Linked DNA regions of Mus musculus: region 1 is linked to region 2. A link is a loop called in an ENCODE intact Hi-C map of the cell type or tissue named here. Cell type or tissue: heart. All regions are shown on one strand. Each heading gives the region's core, and the rest is flanking DNA. Links, peaks and the distances in the headings are about the cores only.

Region 1 (2,914 bases), core at 151-2,650, 110 kb after region 2:
AGTAACATATAGTAGATCTCCCATCCAGTGCAAAAGGTTTGTATAAATGATATGTCTAAAAGAAATTATTTGTGATGATGTCAGTGAAGATTTCTTCTTGTTTTCTCACAGGAGTTAGCAATCTGCCTAGCACTTCTGGCTTTTCTTATTCTCTACTACATCTGGAGTCAGATTCAGTGCTTGATTTTTGCTTTAATGGGTAGGAAATATTTTATTTTCCATTTACTAACATCTCATGTATTTTCTTTCATAGTGTTCCTCTTCTGTAGGCTCAGAGATGCACTCCTCAGAAGCCTTGATGTTCAGCCATCTAAAACTGTTTCACTCAAGGCCCCAAGCTCCCTCCCTACAGTACAGGGGCCCATGCACTGTCTCAGAAAGACTCCCTCCATTACCCTTGCATGGAGAACCTGACGCCATAGACAATTATTCAGTATTCCAGTAGAGATGAACCCTCCTGGTGGTCATTAGAGGGGTCCAGCTCAGCAGAGGGAGAAGTAACAAAGAACCCATTCAGGAGCATGTAGGTCTAATGTAGGCTTAGGAGCAGCATTCCCCCTGTCTTCCCAGAGATGCTCAGGAGGCGCCCTGTCGAGAATGCTGTTCAGGTCAGACTCTGCACTAGGCTAGGACTAGGGGATTTCTCAGTTTTCTTAGAACCTTTATTCTCTTCAGGGTCTTTCCTTGGAGAGGAGGTCTCTGAGAATAAGATACTGCTTGTGTAGCAGTCATTAGGTACATGGAGCGAAGAGACAGGCATTAATAGGCACATAAAACCATAAGAATCTAAATCAAAGAAAAGCCATCATTTCATTCAACAGTCCCTTCCTTATGTTTCCAGTTACACTTCTCATGGGCAAGCTATGAGGTTTGCTTAGGGAGTGACATATTTGAAATTTGCCCACTTAGCAGTATTTGAAGAGCTCAAGGACATTCACTTTTGAGTGAAGAGCTCTACTGGCCTAAGCCCTTGCTCCGGGCACCCTTAGCCAAGTCCAGGATCCTTGGAGCTAAAAGGCACCAGCTATTTTAGGTTCCCTAACCTGTCATGAAAGGCCTCTCTTCTGTCTCATTAGCCATCTGCTCTGCAGTGGCTGTAGGATCTCTGTGTGTACCAGCTGTATCTGTTTAACTGTGTGAGCAAAACCTCCACCCACCTCATGTCTAACAGTCAGCTGTGAACTTGTATCCAATCAAATGTCCTGGTCATGCATATCATCTATTCAGTGGCCTGACTCCTGCTCTTCACGTTATCTGTGGTAAAATGGAATCATAGCCAATGGTCTCGGGCACAAGAACAGGGACAGAAAGCTACATGGTTACTGGAAGCAGGAGCTAACTGTGGATCTGAATAATTGTCTAAAGGGTTCCGGGCTATATTCCAAGAATGTTGGTTTGGAACCCTGTCACCTTGTATCCTTACAATATCCTCTGAGGCTGTGAGGGGGTGTCATGCTTCATGGCTGTATGCATTCAGCTACCTGTGTGGTGAGATGGGAGTGAGGCAGGAGGGGTGGGGTTTGATGCAGTGGTTTGATATTTGTTGTTGCAAAGCCGTCTTGATTGTAGAGTTTTATATTTGAGAAAAGGCATTTTTATGTAGCAAAGCTAACCTGATCATAATGGGAACCACTCTTGGACCCAGGAAATCAGACATAAACAGGGTTGTAAAGACCTCACAATGGTCCCAACGTCTGGTGCAACTTCAGTACACAGAACCACTAGATAACTATTGCCCAGTATACATTTAGCTTGTAATGTCACTCTGCACTCCTGGTCTTCTCTTTTTTTTGGCGGGGGGGGAGGGGTTCGAGACAGGGTTTCTCTGTATATCCTTGGAAGTCACTTTGTAGCCCAGGCTGGCCTCGAACTCAGAAATCTACCTGCCTCTGCCTCCTGAGTGCCGGGATTAAAGGCGTGCGCCACCATGCCCAGCTCTGCTCTTCTCTTAAATATCTTGAATGTGATACCAGAGCTGTCCCAACTCGCTGATGGTCATTAGTAGTAGTCCTAGGACAGGAGGTGTGTTGCCTCAGAAACCCAAGCATCACAATAAATCGTTCACCTTCAAGCTCACCTCAGCCCCAGTGGCTGAGCTCTAAACCCTTTAAGGTGGTTTATTCCCAGGTATTTTCTACATATTCCTTGTAAATCCCACCCTTGACTCCAGAACACAAGCAGATCATTCTTACATAATCTGGTCATGGAAAAACAGAAATCAACTCCCTCTACACTGGGGGAGGGGCGTGAATGTGCTACTCTTTAATAGATCAAAGGTGGACTGTTACCATCCTTGTCCCCATTTTCTATGAAAATTATTGTTTTCAAATGTTGGATTCATCCCACTTGTCGACTCACATTTTAAAAGGTGCTAGTTCTTACCCTTTGCAGGAAGAACTTTGAACCTTCTCACCTTATTTCTGCTAGAAAACTGTGCAGAGACCCAGAGTTTGAGCTCATGTTTACTATATGTTTAGCTGAAGCAAAGAGAGTAGAAATAACATTTGATGCTCTTCATATGTTTATTTGAAATTTGATTTTTTTGGGAAAACTTTTTGTGGAGTTTTTAGAGTGTCATGCAATGTGTTTTGATCATATTCTGCTCTCTGCCAGCTATGTTAGAAAGTGAGGATGCTAGTGCTGAGACATTTGAAGTCCATTTCAGGATGTTGTCATAGGGGGAGTCATTCAGAGTCAATGATAACCACACAAGATGCCCGGCAAACAGACAATTCTTTTCATTTCTCAAATTGCATTTTCTGTTGCTAAATTCTCACAGAAACTGCATGCTTTCATGCTGATTTACAAATATCTCCCTAGATACTTATTTATAGCTCAGTGGTTGCACGGGTGTTTTTCCTGCCTGTGAAGCTGTAAACTCCATGCAACCTGTGATGTCTGCCCCATGTCCATG
Region 2 (2,914 bases), core at 263-2,762:
TTATAGATCATAATATTACATATATAGAGATATATATGTATACATGTAAAACATAAACATATAGAGACTATGTACAGAATCAGACAGACATTAAGGTGCTGGTTCATCCCAAATGTTATGGTACTCATTTTCTGTATCTTCACATGTGTGTCACCCAAGTCCACGAGGGTGTAAGGGCCTTGATTCTCCGCTGTCACACATAGCTTCAGATGTTCCATGGTCACACTGTTGGCAGGTTTCTGATTCTGCCAACTGTGGCTCTGGCGGCTCATCTCTGTATCCACTATTGGTCTCATTCTCACCACAGGCAATCCTCTCTAGACAAAGGTCTGTTTTCTGGGATCTAATATGATCCCAGGCTTCTCTCTCTTTATTCCAGGCTGTGGCTATATTCTCGAATCATTTTTTTTCATACACTGTGAAAGAACAAGTGATTGTTCTATTGAAACAGGGTCTGAGTTTCTCCCAGGTTTCTCTCCCAATCCTCTCCTTATTCCTCCACACTCAATTTCATTTTTGTGTTGTACCCCACCCCCACCATACAATGCTTTCTCTCTCTCAAAAACTAAATTGATACACAAAATACAAGAATATTTAAAATAAACAAAAGCTCACTATGATGAAAAATGGCAAACAAAACAAAATGAAACAAAAAGCGCAGTTGGCAGTGGCTCTGCCACAGGGTTCTGGAACACGGGAAGATATCAGTGGCTGCTGTCTCGTCTTTTTAGTACCCTGCAGGAAGATTTCTTCTGAGGTCAGAGAGAACACATGTTTCATGGCCCAATAAGGAAGTCAGGAAGAAATGGAGATAGATTCACAATAATAGCCAACATTAAAAACTGAGTTCAGAGGCAGAAATGTGCTGGGTGTGGTAGTGCATGCCTTTGATCAGAGCACTCGGGAGGTAGAGGCAGGTAGATCTTTAAGGTCAAGGCCAGCGTGGTCTTCAAAAATAGTTCCGGGACAGCCAGTGCTCCACAGGGAAACCGTGTCTTGAAAAACCTAGATAGATAGATAGTAGATAGATAGATAGATAGATAGATAGATAGATAGATAGATAGATAGATAGATATAAACATAAAAATAATAAATAAAAGGAGGCAGAAATGTGTTCAGCAGGAGGAAGGCAGCTAGAGACACAACCATGCCACAATAGAATGTGGCTGAGGACATCCCAAAAGCTCTCCTCTGACATCTCAACCCATGGAGGGACAGCTGGGTGAGCCGGTCAGAATCAGCCCCAGGTGACTGAGAGGCTGGGATGGCAGTAGGTGGGTCTCGTCTGAGAGTGTTGGCTATGACATCCTGTTTTTCTCCCTTCTAGTCCACTTTTGGGAAGCACGGGAATGTTTAGAAATGAACTCTCACATTCTAGTTGAATATGATGTCCCTTTTACCTGTAAAATTAGAAATGGCAAGAATACCTTTAACACAAACAGGTGATGGTTGTATTTAAATGCTCAACCTGAGCTCCCAGAGAACCTTCCATGTCTTGCTTGCTCTGTAGATAACCCCCAAGCAGGTGGGGCACCACTGAGATCACCTGCTTGAACAGTTGTGTAATTTTGGCAGCTGCCCCTGCTTTGCCATCTGTGCCAAGGAAACTCAGAGCCAAGAGTGTCTGCCAAGAGGAGTCAAAACACTGCTGACAACCAGGACTTGGACTTGCTGCAGATGGAGGCGTTCCAGCCCTCCAAATCAGCCAACACCATTGTTAGGGGAGTGTGATAAACGGCTGAGTGCATCTGCCCTTGTGAGCTGTCAAAGTTCCAACAGGGTAACAAATGAGAGGAGGCCAGGCTTCTGCCGTTGTCTGGGTGGAGCGTGTCAGTGTTCCTCTGAAGCCTGGAGGCAAGGCAAGGTTTATAAGAACCATTCTTTCTCAGGGAATGTTTCCCTTCTGGGCAGAGGTCACAGCCCTTCCCTTGGGTTAGACGACACGTAGTACCTTGAGGACTACCAGAAGGAAAAGCTGCACAGTGAAATTCCAGGAAGGGTGCACCACAAAGCCAGCTGCGGGAAGAGTGCTTGAGGGAATGTCCCTGACCAAGAACACGATACATACTCAGAAAACGTTTCTTGTATGTTTATGAACTCTCTGTGACTCAATAATAGGTCACTTAAGGCAACAAAACCTGAATTTTCAGATGTTTCAAAAGAATACGTCTTGTCACTGGAGCTTTAAGATGCTTTGACAAAAACATATAAGTATTATATACACTATCATAAGCAAAAAGAAAGCAAAAAAAAAAAAAAAAAAACCCTGTGATCCTAATGTAAAGCCATAAACACTTAATTCTGGTTATTACTTCCCATTTTTCTATTTCCTTTTTTTCTGCTTTTTAATTTTTTTTTTTTTACCATTACTTTCCTCCTTTTAGAACATGCTTTAACACATGTGTATGGGGTTGGTATGAAGGATTTCCAGGACATTGTGTCTGGTCTTTCTGAGTCCTGGGCTTTTTACAGTCTGTCTTAGCAGTTTGAGGGATTGCTCCTCTTTGAACATCTTCTTCCCCTGGATCCCAAGACTTTGCACTGTCTAGATTTTCCCATCTATCTCACTGAACCTTGCTTTTTATTGCTTGTTTTAAAGTGTGGTTTTTGTCTTGTTTTATTTTGTTTTGTTTTGTTTGAGATAGATTGGCTTTAGGTGTGCCTACCCTGCATGGCTGGGATTTCTTAAATCCTATCTCAAAGCCCAGTCTTTGGACTTCTTGAACCACTTTTTTGGACTTTCTTGTAGTTTCACGATTGTAAATATCAGCGGCCTACCAAGAACTTCCAAACGTAGGTCTCTTACAGTATTTTCCTTCTGAACTCTGGACTCATGGCTCTCTAGATTTACTTATATTTTAATACACATCTCAAGTATCCAAAATAGAACCATTAGACCCCATCAAATCTTCAG

Evidence for each region. A loop is a pair of places that touch in the nucleus more often than their neighbours do. Peaks named below come from ENCODE experiments on the same cell type or tissue, not always from the same donor. Only the 100,000 strongest peaks of a DNase experiment are listed, where the experiment ranks them.
Region 1: it touches region 2 in a loop (3-fold over the local background); 3 of 42 quality-filtered maps call a loop at or near these places.

What each region holds. Positions count from the first base shown.
Region 1 is chr3:19,675,649-19,678,562 of GRCm38, forward strand. All of the region lies in intron 9 of Trim55 (tripartite motif-containing 55), which reads left to right. Among named protein-coding and RNA genes, the nearest start is that of Gm42189, 17 kb to the right of the region's middle. In heart, for the core only: no CTCF peak of the experiment used is centred there; a DNase peak (open chromatin) is centred at 1,243.
Region 2 is chr3:19,565,350-19,568,263 of GRCm38, forward strand. The region is part of intron 2 of Dnajc5b (DnaJ heat shock protein family (Hsp40) member C5 beta); the gene reads left to right. Among named protein-coding and RNA genes, the nearest start is that of Gm23330, 6.6 kb to the left of the region's middle. In heart, for the core only: no CTCF peak of the experiment used is centred there; a DNase peak (open chromatin) is centred at 1,662; H3K27ac peaks cover 1,285 bases.